Linked DNA regions of Mus musculus: region 1 is linked to region 2. A link is a loop called in an ENCODE intact Hi-C map of the cell type or tissue named here. Cell type or tissue: left cerebral cortex. All regions are shown on one strand. Links, peaks and the distances in the headings refer to the core of each region. The heading gives the core; the rest is flanking DNA.

The links. Peaks named below come from ENCODE experiments on the same cell type or tissue, not always from the same donor. Only the 100,000 strongest peaks of a DNase experiment are listed, where the experiment ranks them.
Region 1: it touches region 2 in a loop (2.1-fold over the local background); 2 of 42 quality-filtered maps call a loop at or near these places.

What each region holds. Positions count from the first base shown.
Region 1 is chr6:97,386,274-97,402,225 of GRCm38, forward strand. Frmd4b (FERM domain containing 4B) reads right to left here. Exons shown (of 23, transcript NM_001346637.1): 5 at 9,920-10,004. Among named protein-coding and RNA genes, the nearest start is that of Frmd4b, 94 kb to the right of the region's middle. In left cerebral cortex, for the core only: no CTCF peak of the experiment used is centred there; DNase peaks (open chromatin) are centred at 6,849, 9,426 and 10,486; H3K27ac peaks cover 1,446 bases.
Region 2 is chr6:97,270,375-97,286,326 of GRCm38, forward strand. It overlaps Gm32191 (a long non-coding RNA gene), which reads left to right. Exons shown (of 4, transcript XR_869294.2): 4 at 4-78. Among named protein-coding and RNA genes, the nearest start is that of Gm32191, 25 kb to the left of the region's middle. In left cerebral cortex, for the core only: a CTCF peak has its summit at 7,722; DNase peaks (open chromatin) are centred at 6,253 and 7,734; H3K4me3 peaks cover 360 bases.

The DNA of each region.
Region 1 (15,952 bases), core at 4,997-12,996, 120 kb after region 2:
ACCCTTCTACTTAGTACCTTGACTTCCCAAGTGCTTAGATTAAAGGTCTGGGCTACTATATCCATTCTAAGGATTTTGTGCCTTTTAAAAGGACTTATTCATTTTATGTATAGGAGTACCCTGTGGCTGTCTTCAGACACACCACAAAGGACATGGATCCTAGTACAGATGGTTGTGAGCCACCATGTGGTTACTAGGAGGACCTCTGCAAGATCAGTCAGTGCTCTTAATCACTGAGCCATCTCTCCAGCCTGATTTTGTGCATTCTTAACATGAAATCTCAACACAACCCCATCAAGTCAAAATGAGGAACAGAATTGAAAAAGGTTATTCCTAAACTCCTGTGTCTGCTCTGGAATTCACATTTTCTTAAAGGCAATTTTAACACATTATTCATTCTGCAGGTTGAACACAACCAAAATCCCAGGGGCTTTTCTAGTTATGTGTGCAAACAGTCCACTGAAAGTCTTATTTATGGGGACTGAATTTTCACTCCTTCCACATTCTGAGTCCATGGATGGAGAGGGGCAAGGGTCCACGAGTCTACTCATTAATAATGAGCATTTGGGGAGCCAGGGAGATGCTTCCGTAGCTGAAAGAACTTGCTGTGAAAACACGATGAACATAGAACACGTGGGTAAACCAGACATGATGATGAGTGTCTGTAATTGCAATGCTCCTATGGTGAGAAGTGAGACAGACAGTAGAATTCCCTAGACTTATTCATTTTATGTATAGGAGTACCCTGTGGCTGTCTTCAGACACACCACAAAGGACATGGATCCTAGTACAGATGGTTGTGAGCCACCATGTGGTTACTAGGAGGACCTCTGCAAGATCAGAAACCCCAGGGCCAACAGACCAGGCACCAACACTCCAGTCTCAAAACACATGAGACCTCACCTCCAACAGGATGGAGGATAAAGATTGATATTCAAGTGTGTCTTCACACATGAACGCATACACATACACATCATAAAAACACACATAAAAAAATTCTTCTTTTTAGTGTGGGGGTTGGGTAGGGTCTCACTACATAGCTCTGTGTGGACCAATTTGGCCTTGAAACTCACAGAGCTCTGCCAGCCTCTGCCTCCCTAGTGCAGGAATTGAAGTCATGCATTGCCGCTCCCTGCTCCCACCCCCTGTTTAAGTAATAATGAGTATTTGGCATAAACATGACAGAGGTATTCACAGGTCGTGTGATGAGAACTGACACCCTAACCTCACCCACGCTGTCCTGAGAGAGCTCTCTGTGGAAGAGGTTAGGCACCATTTTAAACCACAGAGCTAGCCCAGGCCCAAAGTAGCCCTCACACTGAAACCTCGCCTCAGAAAAGAGGTTACGATCAAAGGTTACGGTCAAAACATACTAAGGTTTGCAATGTGTTTTCTCACACTGCAAACTGCACCTGCAGATGAGAGCTAGCAAACAGAAACATCCCATCATGGGCAGTGTTTAATATAGCCATACAGGAAGTGGGGATGTGTCAAAAAGACTGCTAGGGTAGATTTTCTTTCTTTTTCTTCTTCTTTTCCAAAGGAAACCGGTTTCATTTTTCTTGATGTTTAATTGGAATTTAAAATGTCAGAAGAAACATTAAGAAACCCACTGAGCATCTCTAGAGATAAACAGCCATACACCAATACAGCCCACCACAGGCTTCAAGAGGATCCTGCTGGTTGAACACGCTTTTACATGTTCTCGGGTCCAGCCATGGCTGAGTTTGGTTTGCGCACGGGCACTTCAAAACTGAAGCCTAAAGAACCTGCTTTCCAATGCTGGAGAGATGCCCAGTGGTTAAGAGCTCTGACTGCTCTTCTAGAGGATGTGGGTTCAATTCCCAGCACCCACATGGAAGCTTACAACTGTCTGTAACTCCAGGATCCAACACCCTCACGCAGACATGCATACAGGCAAAACATCAATGCACATAAAATTAAAAAAAAAAAAACCTTAAAAACGTAGAAAGAACTTGCTTTCTGCTGGCTGTGCTGGCACACGCTTGTAATCCTACCATGCAGGAGGCTGAGGCAGGATTATAAATTGGAGGCCAGCCTGGGCTACATAATCAGACCTTGTCTTAAATAAACAAACACTAGCTCTAATTTCCTTTTGTTTTGTGATAGGGTATCTGGAATCACAAATTAATCTCAAACTGATTGCATAGCTGAGCAGGACCTTGAGCTTCCAATTCTCCTGCCTCTACCTCTCTAGTGTACAGTTACATTCCTGTGCTCCCAAGCCTGGTTTGTGCAGTGCAGTGCAGTGTCTCGGGCCCAGTGTACACCAGCTCAGCACTCAATCAACAGATCTACTTATCCTAAGCCCATGCTAGCTTTCTATAAGGAGACAACTGATCTTTATTTAACGCCTAAAATATTAGAGGAAATCTATGGGCATTTGATTTTAAAAATTAGACTGGCAGTGAAATTCTTCTTTCTACAAAAACTATTATTAATCTTTTTAAAGAATAATTTTAGTGCTGAGAGTGGTAGTGTACACCTTTAATCCCAGCAGAGGCAAATAGATCTCTGTGAATTAAAGGCCAGCCTGGTTTACATAACAAATTCCAGGCCAGCCAGGGCTATATAGTGAGATTCTATGTCAAAAGGAAGCAAAATCATATATCTGTATCTATACACACACACACACACACACACATGAGTATATATATATACACATGTACTCATATTCATTCTTTGGCAATTGTACATATGTATGTAATCTATCTAGATAATATCCATCTTCAACTATTCCCTTTCACTTCTCTGGACGTTCCTCAACACCTCTCAACACCTCTCTTTTCCATACTTAGGTCCTTTCCCCCTCTTTTTTTCTAAAACCCACCAAGTTCAGTTAGTGCTGTCTACTGGGTGTTGACTGGTCCCCTGGCCTCATCTTAACTTATGTGACCATAGCTTTAGGGAGTTTATGAGTGCAATGGCCATACCATGTCCAGAAGACAGCATATCACAGCGCCCCTCCCCATCCTTCAGCTCCTACAGTCTTTCTGCCATGTATCCTGAGTCTTCCTGTAGTTTATACCAGCATCCCATTTAGTGTTGAGCATCAATAGTCAGCTATAGGACTTGGTAATTAACAGTTGCCTACTACACAAAGACACATCTCCAAACAAGATGAGAGCAGAATTAATCTCTCTCATTCATCCTTTGATGACATCTATAATTATAGTTGACCAGAGTTAGGTAAATGTTATCAACAATCCCTAGAAAGTATAAATTATGGCAAGTGTAAATGCCTAGATACTGTCCTGTATTTTTTTCTCTAGAAAACACTACATTATTGTTTATATCTTTCCTAAGATATCTCATGAAGCCCAGGCCAGTCTTGAATTCACTGTAGATCAGAGGCTGGTCTTGAACTCTTGAACCTCCTGCTTCCATGTCTCAGGTACTATGGTTACAGACACATACCATCGCACCCGGCCATTTTTGTTATCTCTTGACTTCTTAGGAATTAAGAAATGTTGCTCATCAGCTCCTCGTATTTACTTCCTGAATAGTCACCAGCAGTTCACTGAATGAATGCCTGAGTGGTGTTAAATTGTGCATACGCACGTTTGCTTTGCGGTAAACAACAATGAAAAATCTTTATCTCTTTTCCAGACTCTCCTAGATATGCAAAGTCAGAAATGAGGTATTTCTTTCAACAAAGTTAAAGGTCACCAGCAGCATATTCACAATTCATACGGGCAATGATATTTACAGAGCCATTGGTGCTACCCAGCATTCTAAATGGTTGGTATATTACTGAGCTAAAGCTGGTGACTATGAACCTATTTTCATATCAGCATGCAGAGCTCCAGCTACTATATTCAATCTTATAGTCATATTTCTGATAATGAAATATGTAAACAGTGTGGCTTTGTATTTGCAAATCAGAGCTCTCTATTCTGGCTCATTCTGTCCTCTGTGGAAGGAAAAAAAAAAAAACAAGGCAAGGGAAGCTCTCTGGCAAAGATGAAGAAGCTGGGGAATTGCTGTAAGAGTAAGTTAACACATCGTGAGTGAGGAATGTGCCCTGCACACTGTGAAGGGAAGCCCACTGGCTCTTAGATGTAGCAGTGAGCAATGAGATCTAGCTGTCAACCCCACTGACTCATGTTTGCCAATCAATAAACCCACCTACAAATCCACAGCTGAAGCTATGTGCTCACAGAACTTATTTACTGCTGTGGCCATGGTTCAGGTGATATTCCTTATGTCAATTGTCCTTAAATAACAAAACACTTTAAGGAATTACTTATGACTGGATGGCAGACAGACGCTCCATCCTGTGAACAAACACGCTATTGTGTAAGTTGTCTTTTGACTGTTGCATACTCATTACATAGAAAATACCCATCCTAAATTCCTATCAATTGTTTTTAAAAAATAATTATGTGGACAACAGTCTCATACACATTCATACGTAATAGTCCATATTATGTTTTATAAAAACTGTAAATTTTAGCTGGGCATGGTGACTCATGCCTGTGATCCTAGTATTTGGGGGACGGAGGCAGGTAAGCTGCTCTGTATTTGAGAAGAGTCTGGGATATATGGTAAGATCCCATTTCTCTTTCTTTCTTTCTTTCTGTCTGTCTGTCTGTCTGTCTTTTTTATTTTGGGTTTTTTTTTTTTTTTTTTTTTTTGAGACAGGGTTTCTTTGTATAGTCCTGGCTGTCCTGGAACTCACTTTGTAGACCAGGCTGGCCTCGAACTCAGAAATCCGCCTGCCTCTGCCTCCCAAGTGCTGGGATTAAAGGCGTGCGCCACCACCTCCCGGCAAGATCCCATTTCTAAATAACAGTATTCTAACTTCTCTGAGAAGGCATAAGAAACGTCCCATTGAGAGAGGAGGACCTGCAACTGACAGGCTACAGAGGGACAGACCGAAAAGAGTTCTGCTCCACAACACTCTTCAAGCAGAGTTTAGTGTATAAAGCAGAAGAGAAATACTATCAGTTTAAAACGGCAGGCTTTACATTCTTGTTTTTATTTTTCTTGGCTTTAATAAGTAGCAGCACAAACAAGACAGAGAAAGCCATTCTGTTGGAGCGTGATCAGCTAGGCAGTGATGTCACCCAGGGTGACTGTGTTTCTCCACACAGGAGGGGACAACAAGTGTGGCTGCAGGCTACGTTTCCTGCTTCGTAAATGCTGCATTTGGGTATAAGTGTTGACTCAGCAGCCAACAATTAGGGAATTCTGAACCCCAAAAGAGAGGGTGATAGTAAAGTTTTGGTGGTGGTGACATTTGAGTGTTTTCATAGAAGTAGCCAAAGATTCTGCTTTGACAATGTCAGCTACCAGATGAGACGGAGCAATAGAGATAGAATGTGTTCTCTTCTGTGAAAACGTCCATCCTCGCCCCCCAAAACAAATCTCAACAGTTTTCAAAACACTTGAGAATTTGGCAACATAAACAGTGAGCCTGGAACAAACCAAGTCTCATAGTGTCCCTACTTACTGCTGAGGCTTCCAGACTCTGAGCATGACGGAGCACAGCAGACACCTTGAGCTGAGTTGGAGTTGGAAGATTGAAGAACTGAACTGAAAAGACTCTGTAGAACAGAGCCCCGAGGGAAGCAAGATGGGGCTTGGGGGTACTGGGCAGACTAGCAACCACCCTGCATGAAGGATTACCTGAAGGTGGAAGCTCATGAAAGGCTGGAAGTGAACAGTGCTTGGTCCTCATTCAGGATGGGAAATGGTACATGATGCCTTAAGGCAGACTAGGAAACCTTTGAATTCCGGGTACCCAGAAGCAGACCCAGGAGTCTTGCCCAGGTGATGGGAAACAGTTAGTTGACAGTAGAGTGAGCTCTGTTCTGGGCTTGCCTACCAAATCATAAAAACAAGTCTGGAAAAAAGCAAACTGCATCCTAATAACTAGACTGCACCCAGAAACAAATACGAAGAATATTTATGTGTGGATAAAAGCAAGTAGCGTTCAAAAAGATAAAATTAGTAATATCTAGGGGGTTGGTGAGATGACTCAGAGGTAAGAGCACTGGCTGCTCTTCCAGAGGATCTGGGTTCCATTCCCAGCACCCAAATCAGGCACATCAAATTTTAAAACTTTTAAGAAGATACAACAAGCAATTGCTTAACAGGCAATCACATGTCATCAGGCTGGCAAAACATGGCTAGAAGGAAAAATGACGTCAACCCAAGACCACCCAGAACTGAGGCATAAATTAGTCTATGTGGCCAAGGATAGGAAAATACCTATCACTATTACATTTTGTATGGTCTGAAGTTAAGTAGTCACATATACCTGTACAACATCTCTTTTTAAAAAATCCTTCTTATAATAAATGCTCAAACACCCCCCGAGGATACAACAACAGAAACGACATGAGGTAATATGCATACACACACATACACACACATGTATGCACGCACACACATATGCACGTACACACACATGCACTTGTACACATGAACACATGCCAACCCTCATACATGCGTACAAACATAGACTGCCCCCCCACCACATATGCACACAGACATGCACACATGGGAAAAATATACAACAACAAACATGCAACCAAAATAAACCAAAACAGAATACCTCAACCCTAAATGAAAACAAAGAAACAACTTAAGCCTTAGAGTCACTTCTAATGGCCTGGTACCAGCTCCTGAGACTATGGCCACAAACCCAGGTGGGGTAACATGACTGAATGTGGAGTTTGTGAGAGAAAAAAAATCTGGCAACAGTAAAAGGTTTCTGAATATGCCACAACCAAAGCCTGATTCACAGTCAGCTGTGTGAGGAACCAGATGTTTCAGGCGGTGCTTGCCTGTGTTGCCTCTCTCCACATCACTGCAGGCTCAGTTCTGAACACACAGCATGCATACTTTGCCCTGTGCACAGCTTACATAAGAACATGCCAGCTAGCAATGCCTGAAACCAGACAACCCACAGTTACCTACGCTGAGTGTTAGGTACTGGAGTGTTTTGAATGTGCGTGCAAGCTTTTCTCCACTTGCAGAAGTATAATGATTTCATTATGAAGAACAAAGAATGGTGCTACCTCCCTACCACGATGTCTCAGCATGGAAGTACCAAATTAGTGTCTCTTTGGATTGCAGTGTATCAGAACACTTGATTTTAAACATGGCTGTTTGGGTAGGTGGCTTGAGTTTCATGGAGTTTCACTTGGGATTAGGACCAAATTTCCAACAATTTCTCAAATGTCCTTGAAACACAACACTTCTGCTACATCTGCATTTCACAGTTGTATGAAAAAGTGTTCTTAGCACTGACAATTATAACACCAAAATGTTAGTTAACTATGAAAAATTTTGAAGATTTCCTACATCCTATAATAACCAACCTTCAGCCAAGATTGAATTCTATATATAAAAATAAACACATCCATTTCAGTAGTATGAACATTTACTTTTAGCTTTAAAAAAATGGTAAGATGTGTGCATATATCAAAAAATTGTTTTAAAATGAATCTCTATATGATTTGTTACCAATAATTTTGATACCTATTTTATATACCTAGATGTCTGGAGTCACATAAAAAAAGAGGTCACAAGGAGATTACTGATCACCCAGCTCAGCCAAATTGTTGAGTCCCAGGTCCTAGTGAGAATCTGTCTCAGAATACAAGATGGACAGACAGTTCCTGAGGAAAGACATCCAAGGTTGTCTGATCTGTACCGGCACATGCACACACATGCACTGGCACACATATGACCCACATACGTGTAAGCATACACAAATACCTCGCAAATACCACACCCCCCACATACACACCCCTTTCTAAATCTAATATAAAGAATAAACCTAGAAACCCAAAACACTTAAGTCACAAGAAACACGAAGAAAGCTGTATCACGGTATTGATACACATAATCAAACTGTCTCAAGTGGAAACTTGGAAAAACAGCTGGAGAAAAAGACACTTCACACACTGAGCCACAAAGACTTGGTGTGGCGGCAGATACCCCATCAGCAACAACATAAGAAAAATCATAATGAATCATTATTTTTGTAGAAATGAAAAAACTGCCAATGTATGCTTTTATATCCTATGGACTAACATTCAAAAACTGAAGACAAAGGCCAGCCAGTGCTTTCAGAAAGAAGCTTGGAAGGATAAGTCACCAGCAGACTCACATGGTATGGGGAATGTTACCCAGTGTCTTTCAGGTGGAAGAAAAGTTAAGTCAGGCAGAAAAGAGTGAATGAAGACAAAACAGAAATGGGGGCCCCAGTGATAACCATGCTTTTATAGTGTTTAAATATCTTTGAAGGTGATCAAAACTTCACACAGAAGTAGTGATGTCCCCAGTATCTGCAGCAGAGCCAAAAGTGAGGCATGATGGGAACTGTCTACACGGAGAAACGGAAGGAGCTCACAGGATGTGTGCAATGCTGGGGCTTCCCTGAGACAGATGTGGTTCGCTGAAGATGTATACCGTCAACTCAAAAGCAATCATGAAGACAGCAAACCAAAGAGAGTTCATCCAACCAGGGCGGTAAAGTGAGGTCATAAAACACTCAGTGAAAGGCCGGCGAGATGCTAAATCCCTTGCCGCGCAAGCACTAATCCTCAGAGCTCATGGGAAGCCAGGCACAGTCTGTGTGTAATTCCAGTGCTCACGGGGGATAGGAGACAGTGCTAGGAGACTAAAGAGCCAGGCAGTCTGGCAGACACAGTATGTGAGCACGGTCTCGGACAGGTGGTAGGTGAGGATCATCTCCCAAGGTTGTCCTTGAACTTCCACACATGTGCATTGGCAGGGATGTATAGTTACTCACATATGTACATATACATACATCACACACACACACACACACACACACACACAAATTCAACAGAAATAAAAAAACATAGGAAGGTGCCACACCTGCACCAGGGCTGTCAGTAGTCATAGCATATATAACTAGCATAAATACTCCAGTGAAGAGACAGAGTATGAAGGCCAGCGCTGACTCGAGCCTGAGGGTCTTGAGTTTTCTGTTACTCATGTAAAAGAGAGAACGGACTCCACCCCTGAAAGCTTCCTTCTGATCTCCCTATGTGTGCCTTAGAGTGTGCAGCCCTGCACCGTGACACACACAATACAAATAAATAAAGATTAAAAAAAAAATAGCCTGGGCTGCATAACAACAGTCTTTCCCCAAACCCAGCCAGCTCCCTCCCCAAGGCCCACACTAAGGCCATACAGAAGCAAATGAAACCAAACCAAACTAGGCAGGCATTTCAACTTAGCTGCTGTATCACTTCAATCCCGACCCTCTCTCTCTCTCTCTTTTTTTTCTGAAATGTTTAACTGATGTTTGTAAAAGTAACTCGTCCTTGAGGGACAGAAACAAAACAGAGGAAAACAACCTCAGCTGGCCCACGACTAAAGAGAACCGACCTGCTGCTGAAAGTGGTCAGTCGAGCTCAGCTGCCAGCTCTGTTTCCTTGGAGCTAAGGTGGGAGTGGCCTTAGGGACTGGCAGGCTGGACGGGAACTGGGATTGCTTTTTTTTTTTTTAAGTATGGTGAATGCTAAAACGAGGAGGCTTCCTGCACTCTGAAGGGATCCATCTTTCTGTCTTTCTTGCTCATACCGTGGGGAGCCTCCCTTGGCTACCTTTGAAGCAGTGACTTAGTGGAGGTGTAATTATCCCGCTTCACCATCCGGCATCTGAAGAAGGGCCCAGGAGGGGAGGGCTGAGGAGAGTGCCTGGGGAGGGGAGAGGGGTTGGGATGGGGTGGGTTGAGGAGAGGGCCTGTTGAGGAGTGGGTTGGGGGGAGGGGTTGCGGAGGGGTAGGTTGGGGAGCTGATATTGAGGAGAGAGACTGTATTCTTTCCCAAGTTAGGATGTAAAAGGGCAGGCAAGACCATGTCACAGTCTCCGGGGAGACATCCCACGAACACACAAACAAGTGTCTTACCTTGTGTACACAGGCCTTTGCGTTCAGGAAAAACAGCTCCACGGTGTTCTTATCCTTTAGGAAGGATATGCTCTCGATGTAGAACCTGAAAGACAGTGTACGGAGTTCAATCCTTCAGACTTGACTTCCAGCTCTTGGCATGATTTCATTTCCTCAAAGACAGCGTTAAGGAGCCACATGGTCCTGCTTTGGTTTTTATGTCGCACACCACCTCAGTGCTCCCACACACCTACCTGCAGATGAAGTCGCCTACAGAGCATTAACTGTGTGTAGGCCGTGAGTTAAAGTGAGATTCAGCATGGGGTCCACCTGCAAACACTGTGTGTGTGTGTGTGTGTGTGCTCTCCCCCACACACAACTCATTCCGTGAACACACAAGCCCGGTGAAGAGCCCAGAGCAAGCAGGCCATGTCATCTGAATGTCAAGGCATCCTGCTGGTCCAGCAGTGACCAGCGTTGGGGTTGGTGGGGGACTCCAGGCCTTACCCCATCTCACACAGAGTTACAGTTAGGCCGGCTCTTTCCCTTTCTTTGCGGAGCTAGGGTTTCCCTTGGCTGGAAGCCAAGCTCCCCTTAGCTGTTAGTTTTGCTCTTTTCTCATGCAAATCAGGGCACAACAGGCCTCATTCCCCTTGCCCTTTTTAAGATTTTCCTTGTACAGTGTGTGAGCCAACACAGATTCTAAGTTCCCTTTTAGCTGGGGGTGGGGGGATGGGGGTGGGGGGGGAGGGTGGTTCTGACAGCTTTGAGATGGGAAGGGAGGAAGGCATCGAACCTTCCTCAACAACACACAGTGCTAAAAGCTGTCTAGGGAGGACTGGGGCTCTGCGCTGAGCACAGGTAAACCTGAGCCCTGGCATTTTTTTGAGTTCTAGAATCTTCTTGTTAAATTATACAGGAGGGACATAATGTCCTAGGGCAACTCACACAGCTGGGGTCCTCAAAAGGAACTTGCTCTCAAACCAGTGAGAATGGAAACACAAGAGGACTGTGGTAGGGGAATGATCTCCTCAGGCCATAGGGAAGTCACATGGGGAAGTCACATGGGGAAGTCACATGGGGCTTGGGCATTTTGTTACTTTTTTCCTTTCTTGTTAATGAAATATGTGAGCCACTAATGCAGCTGAAAAGGCTGTAAAAGAAGTTGTCACCGAAATGTTAAGATGGTTTGGAAAATGGCACCTCTGTGTGTTGCCTTGTCAGGCCGAGGCTCCAGGAGGAGAATAAATCTGGGATATTTGTACTTAAAAGGGTTTAGCTCACTGCTAAGTGAGATTAATGGAGGCTGGGAGACTTGGTTTTTGAAAAGTGTGAGGGCAGGAAAGGAAATGAGGAGTTATGGGAAAACAGGCTTTTGAATAAGAAAAATCTAGACTGTCATCTCTGTTTATTAACATGAACAGAGGTGTGTAGTCTTGTGTCTTTATCAAGGTAAGTGTCATGGCTGAACTTATAACTTTGGAGAGTTGAAGTTAGATATTAAGTGTGAACTATTTTCTTTTTAATCTTATGATTGCTAAGAAAATCTCTCCCCTGTCCTTCTGATTCATGGATGGCACTGGTTTTCAACCTTCCTAATGCTGTGGCCCTTTAATACAGCTCCTCATGTTCTGGTGACCCCCAGCCACAAAGTTACTTCCATTGCCACCTCATAACTGTAATTTTGCTGCTGTTATGAATCATAATAGAAATATCAGATATGAAGAGGGTCTTAGGCGACCCCTGTAAAAGAGTCATTTGATCCCAGAGGGTTGCAATCCACAGGTTAAGAATAGCTGCTGTATAGCAGGAATAAAGTGACATGTGCCATCTGATCTACATAGATCCTTTTGTATCAGGGGGAGCTACTGATACTTTACTCGGAGGGCTCTCCTGTGATCACAAGACATTACACAACAAATGGGGTGGCCAGTACAATGCCTAGGTATGGTAAGTGTTAGCATTCTGTCTAAAGTCCACCCCTACTGTTACCTGGCAATAACCAGGTATGCTCCTCCCCACAGTCTTTGACTCTATAAAGATAACCCAAGGAGGTTTCCAGTAAGAGACTGGAGGGGCAGCATCAGGATCCTGGCTGTTGATCTGCCTCCCGCCATATGCTGGGCTATGCTCAGAATTCTCATGTATTCTCCCGTTTAACCGTCACAGGCTCAGGTCTGTTATCATCCTTTCATGGGAATAGCCACGGAAAGTCAGAGCTCTGCTTGAAGAATAGGCTACATCTGACTTGGCCTCTTTCGACTCTATTGAGAATACTGTTAACTTCTTTCTGGCTGCCTCTCCAGCTGCTGCTGGGTGAGCAGTTGTACAGGAAGCTAAGCCCTCAGGAACCGCAGCTATCTCATTTATGTTAATAAACTTATTGAGAAACAAGACTGGTGTCATCATTAGTGTACTAACATGTATGAACATATGTTTTCTCTCTGCCTTCAAAACAGCAAAGCCAGCACTTCTGGGCAGCAGCGAGCAGGTGATAGATCTTGAGCTAAAGTGTACAGTTGGAGCTGCCTAGAAGGGAGAAGCTCCCCCAGAGAAGAGATCTCCTAGCCCAGAATCCCCTGCCATACCAAAGACTCCCAAACCTACCTTCCATTCCAAGAGTCTCTATTTCTATCCCTCCTTTACCTTTTAAAATCACACTCTGTATTCAATAGAATATCTCCTGTCCAAAAGATTCATTTTGTACATTGTTGAGAGTACAGCGATGAAAACAGAACATTCATTGTCAACCATCAGCCAGCCAGACATGAATTTATTTATGACTAGAAATTATACCTTTACCAGACACTGAATACCTGATTGGCAACAAACATTGAGAAAGATAACGGGGAAGTTAGGGGCAGTAATGACGGTATTGATAAGGACAGTATTGATAACCATTTACCTAGAGTGCTCTAGGAGCTGGCCACTGGGTAGGAATTCCCCATATTGTTTTTATCTCCACTTTTTAGGTTGAAGAGAACTAGAGAACGTACTTGCCAAACAGAAACATTCAGATCTGTAGAATTGGCTACTGAGTGACAACCTACTTGGCTCAAAAGGATCAACTATATCACACCATTCTCATCCAAAGACACTGAAGATGAACAGGTTTCCCTTCAGAGACCACCCGTCATAAAGGAGAAGCAGCATACACAGCCATAACACAACACGCTGATTACTCTCATTCAGGCATTCTGTCACTCTGGACTACTGCAGTGACTACCTCTCACAGAATAGAACTGTACAAAAACCATAAGCGCAATGGACTTTCACTCTGATGAGGTCATAACAATTCTTTCACCCTATTTAAAATCCAATTCTCATTCAGATTTTCTCTCTCTCGCCAGCACTTTCTTCTTAAATTCTGTATCTGAATCAATAACACTGAATTGATCTGCAAGGAAAATCACATGTGCGAAGCCAGAAGGCTGCTGGTTGGATATGAATTGGTGAGGTTGAGCAGGGGACTATCCTTGGAGGATGGGAGAATATACTCTGATGTGTAGGTGTGTGGCCCATGCTAGACCAGGCCAGTGTTTTCACTGTGGTATTTAACACGGGTAGAGTGATAAAGATGTCTGGATCTTAGTTTGTCTGCCAGTATCAATCTAGTGCATGGCTCTGTCCTCAAGTTCCTGCTCTCCAGACCCTCTCTGAAGCCAGGTTTCCTCCGAGGGCTTTGTTCATTTTCCTGCAATGATGTTTCTATGTTAGCTGCAATTGGAACTTGTTTGTTGGCAACCAAGGGACCAGATTACGTGCTAGATGCAATATGTGTTCTTCTACAGATAGCAGAATTTCCTCCCTCTCTCTCTCTCTCTCTCTCTCTCTCTCTCTCTCTCTCTCTCTCTCTCTCTCTCTCTCTCCCACACACACACACACACTCATCAGTAAAACCAGATACAGTAGGAAGCAAATTCTGACTATTCTTTGTAGAGGGATGAAGAACAAAGATGCAATGTTCTTCTTCTCTCTTGTTCACAGAGTCTAATAGACTTCCTAGTGTATGTCCCAAACAAATATAATTCTTTCCTATAGTAACAACCTCAATGAAATACACCACGAGCACATTATCATGGGAGCCTACAAGAGAGATGCCATTAACTCAGCTGATAAATAAAAGGGAGAATGCTGCCAAAATGAAATCCATCGGCTAAGCGCCACAGGAGAGGGGACAATTGAGCTGACTCTTAAAGAATGTATGAGGTCAGCAGGTGACAGTGGCTGGAAGGTCACATCAGGCAGAAGACATATCAGCCTGAGCAGTTCTCTTGCCAGGCTTTGAGAGATGAAGGACCTGCATTGCTGGTGGCCTAGCAGCAAATCGATCTGTAGCTCTTCCAGCTGTGAATAGATCCCTCCATACCGATCGCAGGGCTCATCCCTCATGCGCAGGCCCCTGACTGTATCCTACTTCCAGAGAACAGGTCCCTATCCTGTTTCTCACCAGCCTCTGCCAATGCTCCCTGGATAGGGCTTCTGCCTGGGCATCCGATTACAGCTCTCTGAATCCACCATCCTGCCAAGGGAATCTCTGTGACAACTTCGGGTGTGTGTGTGTGTGTGTGGGGTATGAAAAGCACAGGTGATCTTCAGGGATAATGACCCTCTAGACTCACTCATGAACACCTATTGCTTCAGCTTCTTTTAAAACAGATAGTGTTCATTCTCTGTAGGTTTACTGTGAGGAATCTCACCGTGAGTCCTTTAATCTGATGGCCAGGCTACATGTTCGGCTTCAGGACCAACCCAGGCACTTTGAATAGGTATCTATCTCTCTGGAGACAAGCCACAGACATGAGGAAGGATAATTTCTTCGGAAGAAGAATTGCTTGGGGGAGCTCTTGTCCTCAATTTTTCATGTTCTTTCGACACATTCTCACCTTCCTCGTGGCTTGCTCGTATTCTAGATTCTGGAACTCTAGAACATGACATCTAAATGCCATGACAAAGACAGACTACAGTTGGAGGAAGATGGCCTGCTGATCAGATAGCAAGATGGTATATGGAAGAGAACAGGGTGTGGAAAGGTGGCTCAGTTGGTAAAGAGCTTGTCCTCTTAGTTCAAGCTCTGGGATCTATGTAAAATGTTGGGTATGGTGGCACTCACTTCACACAGGTGGATCCCTGGCGCTTGCTGGCCAGACAGCCTAGCCTATTCATTGAGCTCCAAGCCACTGATACCCTGTCTTAAAAACCAAGATGGACATCACCCGAGGAGTGACATCTGAGGTTGACTTTTGACCTCCATATGAATATATGTAAGAACATACGCATACACACACACACACACACACACACACACACACACACACACACACATCACTTGTGTTCCTTGGGTGGGTTCTCCTTTGAACAGTTACTAATGTTTGGGCAACCACCATTTATGTGTCATAGTATTTATCCATAGACGTCAAAGCAATGCTGTGGGGCTTGGTGACACTTGTCTGTATCTCAAAGCCTGCAGAGGGCCTGGTCATCAGTCTGGGTCCCAGTGTCTCTCTTCCCTTGGGACAAACATGGTGGGCAGCACACACTTTATGGCATAGAATGTATGGCACTAGTAATTATTAATATATTGCTATTGTAGCCAGGCAGCCCTGAGATTCCTATGTAGCCTAGGTAAGCTTCCACCTTCACCTCTTAAGGCTCCATGTGAAACAGACCGGGAAAATATGTCTACACAAATGGCGCCTGGTCAGCTGTGACTTACGTTCTCCTCAAGTGAGTGTGTTTACTTTCTTAACTAAGGTCTTAGCGGAGTTTGTGTGACAATCTTCTCAAGAGGTGACATGGGCCAGAATCACACAATCATTTTGTAGTTAGAACAATACTCAGCTGATACCTGGCAAGAGCTGGGCCCAGAGCAACACAGCCCACTGTAGTTTCTCTAGGCTGCTGTGGATGATGGTAAGAACTTACTTCTGGCTGCGGAGATGGCACACTCAGCCAAGTGCTTCCTGTCTTCTTGCCCCCACTAGCTAGCACATACAGGTGCATCCACCTACCCACAGGCACCTACACCTATGAATATATACATACATCAGAGAG
Region 2 (15,952 bases), core at 3,183-11,182:
CAGGATAAAAGATTGAACCTCAGAAAAACACAATGCCAGAAGACACAATGTTTGGACCTTTTAACTCTGTTTTTACATTTTTATGTTGAGACAGTTTTTTAAAAAAAATTTAATGTATCATCATCGTCGTGTGTGTGTGTGTGTGTGTGTGTGTGTGTGTGTGTGTGTGAGTGATGTGTTGTGGGGGGTCCGTGCATACTTTAGCATGTGTGTGGAGGTCAGAGAACAGTTTTCAGGGTATCAGTTCTCATTCCATGTGGGACCCTGGGATCAAACTCAGGATGTCAGGTTTGCATGGGCCCAGCCACAGGCTTTAATAATTTACCCAGAAGTGCCTTGAACTCACTGTGTAGCCAGGCAGGCTGAGAACTTGGGATCTTTGTGCTTCAGCCTCTTTAGTAGCTAAGATCACCAGCTTGTATATCTGCTCAAATACAACATCCTTTCTCTGAGAAGATGCAGGACTACTGAGTTTGCACGAAAATATACACAGAAGTTACTTCCTCCAGAAACTCGACTTTGACTCCAATCTTACCTACAGCTTTGGTGGCTGCCCACACCCAATAGCCTGTGGTATTAAATGCTCTTCTTATTTCAATGACAATAGTGACTTATGGAAGGGCTTATTTTGACACACAATTCAGGGACACAATCCATCTGGTAGAGAAAGTGTCTTAATTTTCTATTGTTGTAAAGAGGCACCCATGACCAAGGCAACTTATAAAAGAAATTACTTAATGAGGAGCTTGCTTACAGTATCAGAGTAAATCCATAACCATCCCAGGAGGGACCATAGCATTAGGCAGGTAGGCATGACACCGAAACAGTAGCTGAGCTCACTTCTTATTAGACAGAGAGAGAGCTGATTGGGAATGGTGTGACACACCTCCTTTAACAAGGCCACACCTCTTAGTGTTTCCTGATGACTCCAACCATTGTAGACCAAGCATTCAAATCCATCAAGTGTATGTGGGCCATTTTCATCTAAACCACCACAGGAGGCACAGAGTGAGAGTTGAGTCAGCTGGCTTTGCCTTCACAGTCAGACACAGAGAGAGATGAACGCTGATGGTCGTTTCCCTCTTCTCCTTATTCTGTCTTAGCTCATAGAATGGTGCCATTCATATTTAGGCTGAATCTTCCCACCTCAGTTAATCTCATCAAGAAACCCCTCATAGACAATCCTAGAAGCTTGTCTCTAGGTAACTCTAGGTCCTGCCAAGTTGACAGAATTAGGTCCAGGGCACATTGTCAACATGGCCTAGTCCTTATACTGGACTGCAAACTCCTGTGGGGTGGACCCTGAGTAGGAGACTACTGCATTACACTATCTAGCACATTATAGGTATTTGGTAATCATTTACTTGTATTTTGTGTGTACAAGTGTTGTTTCGGGCACCTATGTGCACCACGAGAAGCTCATGTGTGCTTGAGGAGTTCAGAAGAGAGTAGGTGCTGGGAATGGAAGGCGGGCCCTCTGAAAGTGCAACAACTGCTCTGCCATCCCCAAGCTCCCTGGTAGCTTACCTATTACCTCATAGAGCCTGTAGTGCTTCCTCCTGTTTGTCGGAGATGCTGGTTTGGTGATGTGCTCCTTTAATCCCACCATTCAGAAAGAAGACTCACACACATCTCTGAGAATCTGAGGCCAGCACAAAGCATTAGAGTGTTCCAGGCAAGTCAGGGCTACACACTGATACCCTGTGACTCAAAAAGAAGAAGAAGGAGAAGAAGAAGGAAGAAGGAAGAAGGAAGAGGGAAGAGGGAAGAGGGAAGAGGGAAGAGGGAAGAGGGAAGAGGGAAGAAGGAAGAAGGAAGAAGGAAGAAGGAAGAAGGAGGAGGAGGAGGAAGAGGAGAAGAGGGAGAAGAAGAAGAAGAAGAAGAAGAAGAAGAAGAAGAAGAAGAAGAAGAAGAAGAAGAAGAAGAAGAAGAAGATATTTGAGAACCTATAGCATCATAACATGCTCTCATTTGGCGGGGGAGAGCAGGAGGAAAAGATAATAAAAACAAGACAAAAGGAACAAAACAAAAAGCCAGGCCTTTATGTTGTGCTGGAGCCTCTGTTACAAAGAGTTTTGTTGAGCGTCTGTGATCTTGGAAATCTGAAATCTGAGTGGGCACACAGCACCAAGCCACACAGCTGCTTCTTCTCCAGGACACAACATCCAGATGTGACACTTTAGGATCATGAGTCAAGGGATTTTGAATGAGAATTTGTCTCACAAACCCAGAGTGTAGGCTAAGCCACCACCCCTGCTGCTGTTTTAAAAACAGATGTTGTTAGATTATAGTTTTTTTTTTTAAACAAAACCAAACTAGAACAATACTTTATTGTTTCAGCATTTGGGAGACCAGAAGTCTGAAGTGCAGGGTTTGGTGGGATTGGCATTTTCCAGAAGCGCAGAGGAAATCCCTGCTTTGTGCCAGTCTCCTGGTTTCTGGTCACCTCCCATGATCCTTGGCACACAAGGCTCTGCGATCTGCATCCTTTCTCACATGGCTGCCGTTCTTCTTCATGTTTGCCTCTGTTGACTTACAGTTTTTACCTCATTTCAGAACCTCAAAAAGTCGACCTCTAGAGTTGGATGATGTTTCTTCTTGAAATGTATGTCCAAGAAGAAAAGTTGTCTTAAATTTATTTCAACTCTAATTTTAATAACTGTTCTTAAGTGCTTTAACCTCCCTTCTAGCCCATCACCCACCAGAAGTAGTGGAAAAGAAAGGTTATTAGGATAGGGGGTAAGTGAATCTGTTTAGAAATTGTTCTTTGGAGCAAATCTAATCTTCACTGACAGGAAATCAGCAGTTCAGTTCACAGGTCAGCAGCAGCAGCTCCATCCACTCGCAAACACGTCACGAATATACCAGCAGTCCAGTGCGGTAGTGCCGGGATAGCAAACATGAATCAGCAGCGGTGGCACAATCTCGCAGAAACAGCCAGGCCTCTGCTGACCCTGCACAAGTCAGCAGGAGCGACCAAGACCAGCAGAGATGCCAGGGGAAGTTCTCTGCTGTGCCTCTCTCAGTGAAGCGAAGATCAGCAAAGATGCGGGACCAGCGAAGCCTTGCAAAGCATTGCACGCAAGCCCCCATCACTGTTGTGTCCTGTTTATACTCCCTCCAAACATCACGTGTCCTGGTTTGGGTCTTGTCTCACCACACGAGTCTGTCATAGCAAAATTCCATGTGAGTCTGTAACAGCTGACATCACTCAGCCCGAGTCTGAAGAAGTGACAAGAAGTCGCCAGAGCACCACCAGGAGGTTTTTTTTTTTTTTTTTTTTTTTTGGTGCTCTTCTTTTTATGACATCATGACAAGCAGAGCTCAACAGTGCAATGTAAGATGAACCAATGCATGCGCGTCAGAAAAGTCCCTCATCACGAATCCTCTCATGTGTCTGCTTCAGCAAAACATCCTCTCACCTGTGTCTGCTTCAGTGAAACGTTCCTTCACATGTCTGCCCCATCAAAACACCATCGGACACAACTGATTTTCCAAAGAAACCAGAAGTTTCCACATGCTCATTACACTGAGATCCTTAGGGTGGGTCCTAGACTCACACAATTGGTCTTTATAAAAAGGGGAAGTTTGGCCACAGAGATTGGCAGAATAAATGCCTGGAGAACATTGGAGGCACAGGCTGGGGTGGGGCTTGCACAAAACCAGGGCCAAAAAGACCTCTATTGAAGATTCCAGGCACTAGAGAAAGAAGTGTAGAACTGACTTTCCTTCACAGCCTTCGGGAAGCATCAGCCAGAAGGGAGCCTGCATCTTAGATGTTCAAGTTGCCAGGCAATAGATTAGTGTTGCTCATATCACTCCATTCACCTCTGCTTACAGAACTTCTAACAGATATGTGTCTCAATGAAGTTCTCATGCCTCCTAGGAGTACACGTGCATGTTAGCATGCCCTGCTTCCTTCCTTCCTTCCTTCCTTCCTTCCTTCCTTCCTTCCCTTCCTTCCTTTCTTCTTTCCTTTTCTTCCTTTTCTTCCTTTCTTATTTCCCTCCCTCCCTCCCTCACTCCATCTTTCTCTCTCTCTCTCTTTCTTTCTTTCTTTCTTTCTTTCTTTCTTTCTTTCTTTCTTTCTTTCTTTCTTTCTTTCTTTCCTCCTTATGGGTTCTGGAGATCCAACTCAGGTCTTCTTGCTTGCAGGGCAAGTATACTTGACGTTCCTGAGTAATGATGTGGCTTCAGAGTTCAAGTGAAACATGAATTGAAATAAAACATGATTTGAGGGTTGGGAGGCTGGAGAGATGGTTTAGCAGTTAAGAGCATTGGCTGCTTTTTTAGAGGACCAGGGTTCAATTGCCAGCACACACATGACAATTCACAAGTGTCTGTAATTCTAGTTCCAGGGGATCTGACACTCTCAAACAGACACACACGCAGGCAAAGCACCAGTGTTCATAAAAATAAGAATAAATACCCTCGGTTATCATTCCCCAGGTGCTACCCTTTTTCTTTCTTTCTTTCTTTCTTTCTTTCTTTCTTTCTTTCTTTCTTTCTTTCTTCCTTCCTTCCTTCCTTCCTTCCTTCCTTCCCTCCTTCTTCTTCTTCTTCTTCTTCTTCTTCTTCTTCTTCTCTTCTTCTTCTTCTTCTTCTTCTTCTTCTTCCTTTTTTTTTTTTTGAGACAAGGTCTCTAACTAGCCTGAAACTCACCAAATGGGCTAGGCTGGCCAAATAGGCAAACCCTAGCCATTCAGGTGTCTCTGCCTCCCCAGTGCTGAGATTAAAACCATGTACCTAAACCTAGGTGCTAGGACTCTAACTCATGTCTTCTTGTGCTTGCTTGACAAATACTACACTCATGGAACTTCCTAAATCCCCACTTTAAGACAAGGCCTTGCACTGAAGTATTTAGTCTTTTGAATAGCAGGATTACAGGCATGTATCACTATATCTAGTAGGGTCCCTGAAACCTAAAAGCACACAGCCTAATGGAGGAAGAGACTGGTGAGGGATGGGACTCTGTTTCTCTCTCTCTCTCTTGTTTTTCTCTCTCTCTCTGTTTCTCTCTCCCTCCACCCCCCCCCTCTCTCTCTCTCTCACACACACACACACACACACACACACACACACACCACAGCAATCCTGAGGTTGACAGCTGTATAAAGCTGTATAAAGCTACAGCTAGTGCTGCTCAGGGAAGGGTTTATTTATTTGGGAGGGCCCTGAGAAACTTGCCCAGGTCGAAAGGATCTGAATTAGGAATTGAAGTGGTCTAATGTCTAATACTCCTCTATAATTAAAAAAACGAATGCCCCCCAAACCCTCCAAAGGTCACTAACGTGGAGGCGAATCTAGAGACATCTCTGTCTGCATCAGCGCGCAGCCACATTATTAGAAGAAATAACTGCTCACCACATACTCAATTTACTAAGCTCCAAGGAGCTGGAACTGGCTGATATTTCAGAGCCAGGTTGGCAACGTGATTACAGGTACTTTTAAAGCCCCCAGTCCACACATTCTCAATAATTTACATTGCACTGTAAATGGAAGTTGATCCTTGGAGGTGGGGTTGTTGTTGTGCCAAGGAAGTAATTTATGTTGCCCTGAGCTGGAGCTCTCAGTATAAGAAACAGCATTTGCAGGATGGGCAGGTACCACACTCTGTGCAGAGCATTTCCTGTGCCGAAGCAGCTATGGTAGTGAAGGCAGTAGAAACTCAACCCCTGCCTTGAAGCCTAAGACACTGAGCCACTTTCTGACGCCTCTTTCTATCTCGTTACTCTGTTAAAAGCCATCTACACTTGCTGATCTGTTGAAGAGCACAGAAATGAGAGTCTTAACTGTTGTGTTTTATAAAACATAATATAATGCGGCAGGGGCGAGAGGGACAGTCTCGTTGGGCCCGGAGGTGTTCCCCAGAGGAATCACCACCATGTGACGGGCCAAGTGCGAACGGGAAGGGGACCTGGGAAAGGAGGGGGACAAAGAAGGACAAAGAGGGAGGAGAGAGGAAGAGGATGGCCATGAACTTGTGGGGAAGAGAGAGATGGAGAGAGGGAAAAGGGGGAGAGAGAAGAGGGGCGAGAAAGGGAGGGGGAAGAGGGGGAAGGGAAGGGGGAAGGGGAGGGGGAGGGGAGAGTTTGGCTATTAGTACCAAGCAAGCAGCTGCGCAAGCTGTTGCTAGGTAGCTGTTGGGTGGAGCCTAGAGGAATTGCCAAAACTAACCAGGGAGATCCAGACCGTTTTGAAATTGCAGCTCTATTTACTAAACCATCAGGTTGCCTGGGTGACAGGGCGATAAAATAGAGGACACACTGGGGACATGGATGCACTCCATGTAGGTTCACCCTTTGCTTGTTTCAAATTCAAACCTAACTGGGTCTTTGTCTCTGTTTGTTAAACACATCACCAGTAAACTCTACCACATGGCCAGTAAAATGACAGCCTACGGTAGAAAGCTCTGAGCCCAAATCTCTGCCAACAAGTAATAGTATGAGGGTGGGGGGATGTAGCTCAGTGGTGGAATGCCTGCCCAATATGTGTAAAGCCCTGGGTTCTGTCCCCAGCACCAGTGAATCAAGCCCGGTGGCACACACCTCTAATCCCAGCACTCAGGAGGTAGAGGCAGGAAGATTACAAGTTTAGGGTCGTTCTCTGCTACACAAGTTGGAAGCCAGCTTTGGCCATGTAAGACTCTATGTCTCCTCCTCTTCCTCCCCTCCCCTCCTCTCCCCATTCCCCCCTCTTCTATCTCCTCCCCTTCCCTCCCCCTCCACTTCCTTCCTGTCTCTGTCTCTATGTCTTTCTTTCTCTGTCTCCCTGTCTGTTTCTGTCTCTCTGTGTCTCTGTCTCCTTCTCTCTCCCTTCACACACATGACTGCGCAGAGTTAGATCCATGCCCAGCTGGCATGTGTCTCTGTGCTGCAGCCCCAGCCCCAGCATGCACGAGGCCCTGTGATCACCCCAACGCTGTGGTCCTTCTTCATATGCCCTTTAAAAGGTGACTTGCACCAGGATGCTCCTGTGTGGGGGTGATTTCCTCTGTACTTGATTATGTGACCTTTGGTGTGTCTGAGCATTTATCCTGGGCTCTCATTCTTGTATCTAAAGCAAACAAAGATGTCACTGGGCCCTCTTGTTATATGTTGGCACAGTACCAGACAGGGACAAACCATTTGTTGTTTGAAGCAAAGGAAAAACCAGTCACATCAAGCCTGTCTTTACTTAAAAAATTTAAAAAAAACCAAAAAGCAGAATTTGTGTGTATGTATAAATTAATTTTGATTTTCTAAAAGACTGTGTTTAAAAAATCTTGCCAGTTTGGCTTGTTTGACTTTTTTTTCCCCCTGAGAAAGTACTTTACTTTTTATAAACCTCTACTGTGGTCTTCAGTGACTATTAAAAATGTAAGTCTTACATTATTGATGTTTAAATTTAATGCTGTTAAATGTTACTAACTCTCTTCCTTGCAGAGTCCCATTAGAAACAATAACAAGACGTGGCTTACTTTGTCCCAAGAACTGAGGCACACGTTATTAAGAGTTAGATGTTATTGAATCCCTACATTTCTCCATGCTTCTAACCCCCCAAACAACTCCCCCAAGAGCACAGCGAGTAATCAGAAGTGTTGGGGGTTAGAAATTAGAAACTGGGCTTTCGTTAGGTTTGTTTCCTTCTCCCTGTAACCTACAGCACCTTGTTCATACAATATTGAGAATCCCGAATCCAGGGCAGCTAGGAGTGCCTGCCTGCAGTAAACCGGGACGGCCCCTAGGTGTCCTTCTTAACCAATATTGTACGCTCTGAAAGTCCAGACCCAGCCCAACGATTAGAAGAAACCTGGTCCTAGTTAGTCTAGAAGGTTCTGTCCAGATGAAGGGCTTATGCACTGAGCCGGGGCACCTCTCCGTGCCCGGGAAAGGCAGGAAGGACATTATCTGCGTGTGACACCTCACTGCACAGACTTCTCACTCGGAACTGTCCCAGCTGCCCTTGCACAGAGGAGGGTTTGCCTAATGTTAGGTCTCAAAGAAACCCAGGGCAATTGGCTACCTGAGGTGCCTATTAACATATCAAAGCTGACTCTGGCTACCTCTCAGTAGCCTGTGGCTTCTCCCTGAACTTCTCGCCCCTCCCCCTCTCCTTCCCCTAAACCTCTGTAGCCCGCGGATTGGGCTTTCCTTCCCCCAGCCTCTGATCGCTATATAACTCAGCCATTTTAGTTACATGCCCTCTTAGTATCTTGGTTCCTCTCTTGGATCGCTTGCCACTCCTTTCCTCTCTCGCCTCCCATCCCCGACCGTGGCCCAGTTCAGTCTGGACCCTTCCAGATGCCTTTGGCTGTCCTCTCCCTCACACCTACAACAAAACCTTCTCTCCTCAGCCAAACCCTAGGAGTGGTCTTGGCCTCATTTTCCAGTCGCCTAGGAATCTCAGGTCTACAGGACACACTTCCCATACTGAATGGTTTTGTTCTCAGCTCTGTCTAAAATTTTCCCAGGATGCCTGAGAGATAAATTCTTAAAAAAAAAAAAAAAAATTGGCACTTAGAACTCTTTTCCAAATTTAACTGCCTGCCCTCTTGTTTTTTTTTTCCCCCCTCTCTCTAAATCTTTTGCTTGTTTGCTTTCTTATGTGTGCAGAAAAGGCAGTGACTTGTCTTGGAGCCAACAGCATGACCTGACGCAGCATGAGTTAGGGAGGTGCCAGGGTGTCTGATTTAAGGTGGTACTCACTCTTGAATACTCACAGGTATAATTTGCCCTGACCTTGCCGGACAGCTGAGGGGGGAGGAGGAGGTGGAAAACACCCATTCAGGTCTCTAGTGTAGCCTACCTGTCCGTGCACTCTGAACGGAAGGAACTCACACTTCACAAAGGCTGTCTCTGGAACCCCGCCTTAAGTGCCTCTAACTACACACCGGGCACAAGACTAACATCCAAGAGCTTTGGGCTGGGATTAACTGTGGTGGCCTTGCTGTGAGGATTAAATGAGGGGGGAAAATTCTAGGAGCTGGGGGCAGGAATCAACCCTCAGCTGGGATGTTTATTTCAGTACTGTTATTTGAGTGGCTAAATGAATGCACCTCGGGTCTGGGGCTAGGGAGATGACTCAATCGGTAAAGCAACTGCCCCCTGACAGTGAGGAGCTCAGGTTGGATCTTGAAAAGGCAGAGAAGGCCAAGTGACAGAGCTGCACGTCTGTATTCCAGTAGTCGGCTACACATTTGTAATCTAGTGGTCCTACAGTGAGCTGTGAGGCAGAGACAGGAGATTTCCCAGAAGTCCATGGGCCTGCTAACCCAGCATAAAATAGTGCTGGACAAGCAAGAGACTCACTTTCAAATAAGTACTGTGGCAGATGTACTATGACGTGTGCATGCTATCACTCATACACAGGAACACGAACACATACAGAGAGACACAGACAGACAGACAGACAGACAGACACACACACATACACACACGGGTGGGGTAGGGGTGTAAAAAAAAAAAAAACAGCTTTCTAGATCAGGAGCAGCACCTACTAGTTTCCCACACAGGTTACTTTATTCTCGTCAGGTACATGCTGTGCTGCACTGTTTGTGCCCATTACACTGGGCAACTTGTACGGTACCCTGGTGAGTCCTGTAAGAACCCGAGGCCTAGAAGACTAATGCTAGTTCTAGAAACCAGCAAACACTGAGCCTGGGACAGACTCCAAGCCAGATAGTCTGTCTCCAAGACAGCCTGACTTCAAAGCCCACACCTCTAACCACTACTTTATGAAGACAGTGGTGTCTGTCCAGACACCACCATCAACTCCCTGAAAGGCTTCTCCAGTAATTGAAGGGTGCCGGGGATGCCTCTCCCAGCCTGGAGCTCCTGGGATTCCTGATGAGACCTTTTCCATTTCCCGGCTTTTGATCTTTTTAGGATGCCTGTATTTTCTGGGGAAAGGGCAAGCTAGATAATAAGTTCCCCAACAAGTGTGTGTGTGTGTGTGTGTGTGTGTGTGTGTGTGTGTGTGCTGTGTATATTGGGAAGGAGAGACATGGGATGACGTGAGGCTCATTCCCAGCAAGAGAAGCATTTAGGGGTACATCTTGCAAATGCTGCAGCGCATTTTCCTCCATGTTATTTGCAAAGATTATTCTAGCCCACTGGCTGTCCCCTAACCCTTCATGGAGACTCTAAGTCGAACCCTGATGGAGAAACCCAAATCGCCCCTCTTGTGAACTCCCTGCAAGCCTGAAAGTATGTGGACTGGACTTTTCTTCCTGATTGCTGGTTGTGACAGTCACCCTGCTGAGCTGACTCCCAGCCTTTCCTTCTACTTCTTTCCCAGGCTTTTGTTCTTCCTCCTTTTCTGTTTTCGTTTTTCATTTGGTTTCCATTCAAAGCCCTTGCTCTGTCACTGACTGCTTCCTCAGCAGCATCCTGGTCCTCACAGAGCACGTGACGGCAACATCAAGGGCAAAGTTGGGAATTCTAGCTTTAACAGTTACTGTGTGGTCATGGGACCAAAGGTTTGGCAACCTTTCTGAGCCATTCTTCATGGCCTTGTCAGGGCATACAACTTTCCGATAGAGTCACAGGAGAGGGCTAAGTGAATTGACACACAGGACAGTTTGAATGCCGTTGTGAGGGCTTTCTTTTCTGTTGCTCAGACTTCTTTAATACTAGCCTCAGTATTTGGGGAATGACCTCATCCAGCATCAACTCCTCAAAGGGACCTGGGATGTCCCACCAATCTCAGGTAGGATTCGTGCCTTTATTCTCTCTCATCACCCTTGGTCTTTTTTTGCGGGAAATATTAAAAAAAAATTAAAATAAAAGGACCTGTAGACCTGCGCTACTGCTGGCAACTGGTGGGCCACATGGCTCCAGCTGGGTGATCTCAACTTGGTGGTCTGTCTGGAAGGGGCTGGAGCTCCTGCGTTCCCTCTCTACCACTCCAGCCCCACGCAACGACTGTCCAACTCTCGGTCAGCCGCCACACCACTCATCAACCCGGTAAATCAAAACTCTTGAAGCTTATAACCCATCAGATTTATGTATCAATAAATTCTCAATTTATAAGATGCCAATATAATCATTTGAGAACCAATTGATAATGATAAAAGCTTTATCCCAATTATTCTAATGTTATGGTATCATAACTACCCGTGACTGGTTAAAACCACGCTGGTTCATGTCCGCCTCCATCTTGGCCTTCTCTCTCCAGAGATGCTCTCTGTCTCTGCATCTCTTCTCGATGCCTCCCTTTTCCCTGTCCAATCACAGGCATCCTCTGTACTAATGTAACTGAACAGGGAAAATCCTGTGACAGGTCTTCATAGAATTAATACCAAGCCATTCAAAGAGTTGTGCTTCTCCTTCATGGCGCTGAAGGCTTTGGCTAACCAGCCCACTCTTTCCAATTGCCTGGGTCTGTGACTTATGGATATGCAGTTGGCACACTGAGTTTTAGCTAGTGGTTGGGGTGTCTATGTTTTTCCTGAATCACATGTTTCTTGCCTGACTCTCATCAACAATTATTTACTTCTTTTTCTTTTCTTGTTAAGTTTAGGAACACAATGCCCAGGTGTAACCCTGCTTTTAGGTGCTAGGGTTTCTCGAAGGATCCCAGTGGCCATTTGGGGGGCGGGGGGTGGATAGTTTGCTGTGTTTACTCATTGTTCCTGGGCCTCCAAATGTCAGTCAAACTCTCCATTTACTGGGTGAATCCAGTCAAACTCTCCACACACTTCCCTGACACTCCACTGAGGCCTGCACAGCCGTAGCTGCCACTCACAGACCTCTTAACCTTGGGTCCTCTGTGTATGACCAGCATTGAAGAAAATGACCTGAAAATCCAAAGTTGGGTCAACTCCTACTGTTCCAGCCCCAGGTCACTGTTCTTGTCAAGGATGCTGGTACTTGAAAGCAAAAGGAATGGAGAAATGTTGTGTGTGTGTGTGTGTGTGTGTGTGTGTGTGTGTGTGTGTGTTTGCATGCTAAGAGCAATGTCTGATAAGAATCACAAAAGCAGGACTCCCATTTTCTCCTGCCAGGAAGATAGACTCATATTGACTCCATGAAGAAGGAAGGGGGGGTGATTTAAAGACGTTTTGTGGTGGGCTAAGATTCTACTTGGAGTCTAATCGCAGATCAGACTCATCCTTTGTGAATGTCCAGATGTGCCGAGCTGACTTTCAAGGTGGCTCTTCAGCAACCGTATAAAGAGCAGGCCATATTTCATATCACTCTTCTGCCCCTGAGTCATCAAAACTGGGGAAGGATCAATACATAGTTTCAGTGCTACTAATCAATATTTATTTCATTCTGTTTATGGGTGCTTGTAACAAGTATGTATGCACTGGAGCCAAGAGATTTTATTAACCAGAACAGTTTGAAAAAATGAATTTGATCCATGGGTGAACTCATTCAGCCATTAATAATTAAGTCTAGTGAGAAGCCCGCCGAGATTTGGTAACACCCTAGTTACAGGTTATCTTAACCTGTGCTTGCACACAGGCTGACTTTGATTTTTGTCATTGGAAAATGCAAATTAGTCATATTCATTATGAGCTGGGCTTAGAATATAGCATACAGTTTTCACCAATCCACTGAAGATCTCCTTCCACCCCAAGTATGTTTTTTCTTTCTTTTTTTTCTTCTCTTTTTCTTTCTCTCTTTCTTCCTATCTTTCTTTCCTTCTCTTCCTTCCTTTCTCTTTCTTTTCTTTCTTTCCTTCCTTCCTTCCTTCCTTTCTGCCTTTCTCTTTCTTTCTTTCTTTCTTTCTTTCTTTCTTTCTTTCTTTCTTTCTTTTTCTTTCTTTCTTTCCTTCCTTCCTTCCTTCCTTCCTTCTTTCTTTCTTCCTTCCTTCCTTTCTTTCTTTTTCTTTCTTTCAGGGTCTCACTGGTCTTCAATTTGGAATTCTCTTGCTATATGCCCTAGGGGCTGAAATTATAGATATAGGCTACTATATTGGACACCTAAAGAAAATTTCATATGGGATTTTTAATAATTTTGTGTGTGAAGCAAAGAGTTGTGGTCTGGAGTGTTTCATTTGTGGCTTTGGGTTGGTGTTCAAAAAGCTGGTTCTGGAGAGGTGGGGAGACTGGAGGGATGGGTCAGTGGTTAAGAACACTTGCTGCTCTTGCATGTGACCTGGTTTTAGGTCCCAGCAACCACATCGGGTAGTCACAACAGCTTATAACTCCAATGCCAGGAATTTGATGCCCTATTCTGGCCTCCAAAGACCTGTATGTAAGTAGTATAGATATACATATATATGTGTATGTATATAAAAATAATTATATATAGACACTCAGGTGCACACACACATATCCATAAAGCAATGAAATAAGTCTTTTTAAAACAGTTTTCGGTTTTAGTCCATTCTGGATTTTTGTGTTGTAAACACTTTCAGTAGCTTAGGACATAGAATTTGGCCAGTGAGGATGTATTTCTTAACTTTCTCCAGTACTTAGGTACCTTATTGTAACATAGAGATACTCAGTGCACCTAACCAGCCTGTGGGGAGGAAATGAGGAGCTGAGCAAACCAGCCTGGCTTCTGTCCAACTAGCAGTGAGAAAGCCCAAGCAGCCTCTTTCTACACCAGGGTAGCACCTGACTGGGGTTGAAAGGAAGGCAGAGCAGAAGACAAGACCTGGGCAAGCAGAGGAGGGATAATAAGGTTAAAACAGAGGAGACAGGGAGCTGCCAACTATATTTATGTAGCCCAAGTTGACCTCAAACTCACTGTGTAGTTGAAGGTGCCCTTGAGTTCCTTCCTGTTTCTCTTGCCTCTACTTCCCAGGGCTGGGATTACAGGTACATCCCACCACCACACTCAGTTGAAGCGCATTGCTGGGGATGGAATCTAAGACTGTTTATGCTAGGCAAGTACTCGACCAACTGAGGCCTGCTCTGGCGCTCTGAGTGTTTGAAAGGGGAGGTAAATGTCTTGTTACCTACAGGGTTAGTCTGTACCACGAAGTGTTTTCTCTCTCCAGTAATGCACAGCTTCAATGCACTTTAAGATTATAAAGGATGACTTACCTTATTAAGAAGCATGGATGAAGCGGGCAGTGGTGGTGCACACCTTTAACCCCAGCATTGGGGAGGCAGAGGCAGCCAGATCTGAGTTTTAGGCCAGCCTGCTCTTGGTGCGGGGTGAGGGGGAGAAGCAGAGATGAGACAGAGATAGATCCAGATCTTCCAGGGCTACACAGAAAAACCCTAACTTAAAAAAAAAAATGGACGCATGAAGCATCTCCTTTGATGTTTAACTCCAGGTCAATGCTACTGGGCATAATAGTCTGAAAACTCCTGTGCAGGAAGTCGACAAGGTGTATAGAAATGGAGTCAGTACTCAGACACTGACTCAACTGAGGTGGTGTTTGTTTTTGAGACAAGTCTCATTATTTTCCCCAGGCTGGTCTCCTGGCAAAGCCTCTGCAGTTGTAAAGACTGCAGGCATGCACCACCATGCCAGGGGTGGAATAGCTTTACATCTGCCAATGCTAACAATTAATACTAGTATATGTTTCCAGATCTCTATTAATCAGCTAGTAATTTGTGTTTTGGGATTAATTTTCTCATAATAATTCAGTTTATTTCACCTTACAAGTCTATAGCTTCACAATATATTGGAAAATTTAAAAACATGTATTTTACCATTGACAGTTTGAGGAGCACCATAGCACAGTATAATAGAAACTTAATAAAGTCATGATCCCAATTCTGAAAACTCAATATTAGGGAACTTTAGGAGGCAGAGCCTAGCCGGAGGAAGCAAGTGATTGGAGGAAGGTTTTGAGGATCTATAGCCTCTCCCTACTTCTTCTTCTCTCATTGCTTCCTATGTGAATGAAAATGTAACTGGCCAGATTCCTGCTTCTGCGGTCATGCCGTGCCTTCCTACCACTGTCAACTCCAGATCTGGAATTGCAGGTTAAAATGAATCTTCCCATAAGTCACTTTTGTCTGTGATATTTCATCACAGCAATGGAAAGAAATTAATACACTCTCAAATGTGGAGACATCTCTAGCCCCATAACTTGGAAAGTTTTCTATGCCTAAATTATAAAAAAAAATCTAGCATTGTATTACAAGTATCTCTCCCTCTCCCCTTTATAATAAATATATATGCATATATATCATGTTATATGATATAATTATTCAAATAAATATAGCATATATTATATATGATATTATTTCATAATTATATAATGTAGCATTATATATCATATACAATATATAGTAAATATGTATACAAATATATATTCTATATAATATATTGTATATTGTTATATATTATACATACTGTTATATAACATAATTTATTATATATACATCTATACACACACATATATATATGTATATATACATATATGTTCTGACATATCTTGGGGTTCACTCCCTTTCAGTGCATATTTATCTGTTTCACAAATCTACATATTTTGGGCTGGAGAAATGACTCCATGGTTAAGAGTAGTGGTTACTCTTTTTTTTTTTTTTTTTTGAGTTTTTCAAGACAGGGTTTCTCTGTGTAGCTCTGGCTGTCCTGGAACTCACTTTGTAGACCAGGCTGGCCTCGAACTCAGAAATCTGCCTGCCTCTGCCTCCTGAGTGCTGGGATTAAAGGCGTGTGCCACCATGCCGGCTGGTTACTCTTCTAGAAGACCTGGGTTTGGTTTCTCAGCATTCACATGGCAGCTCGCAAGCATCTGTAACTCCAGTCCCGGGGAATCCAGCACCCTTTCTGGCTTGTATATATGCACATGATACACAGATGTACAAACAGTCCCATACACAGAAAATAATAAACAAATATATAAGGTGCTTCTACTCCTGAGATTTCTTCTATGTGGAAGTTAAGTCATACTTTTTCTTTCAAGATTACACTTGTGATTCTGAGCCCATCAGTTCTGAGCAGGAAAGGGGACTTTCATGTAGGATACATGCACAAAAACACTCATTTGTGTTTCCATACATTTCATTTGCAACCCAGCTCTCTCCAATAAACAG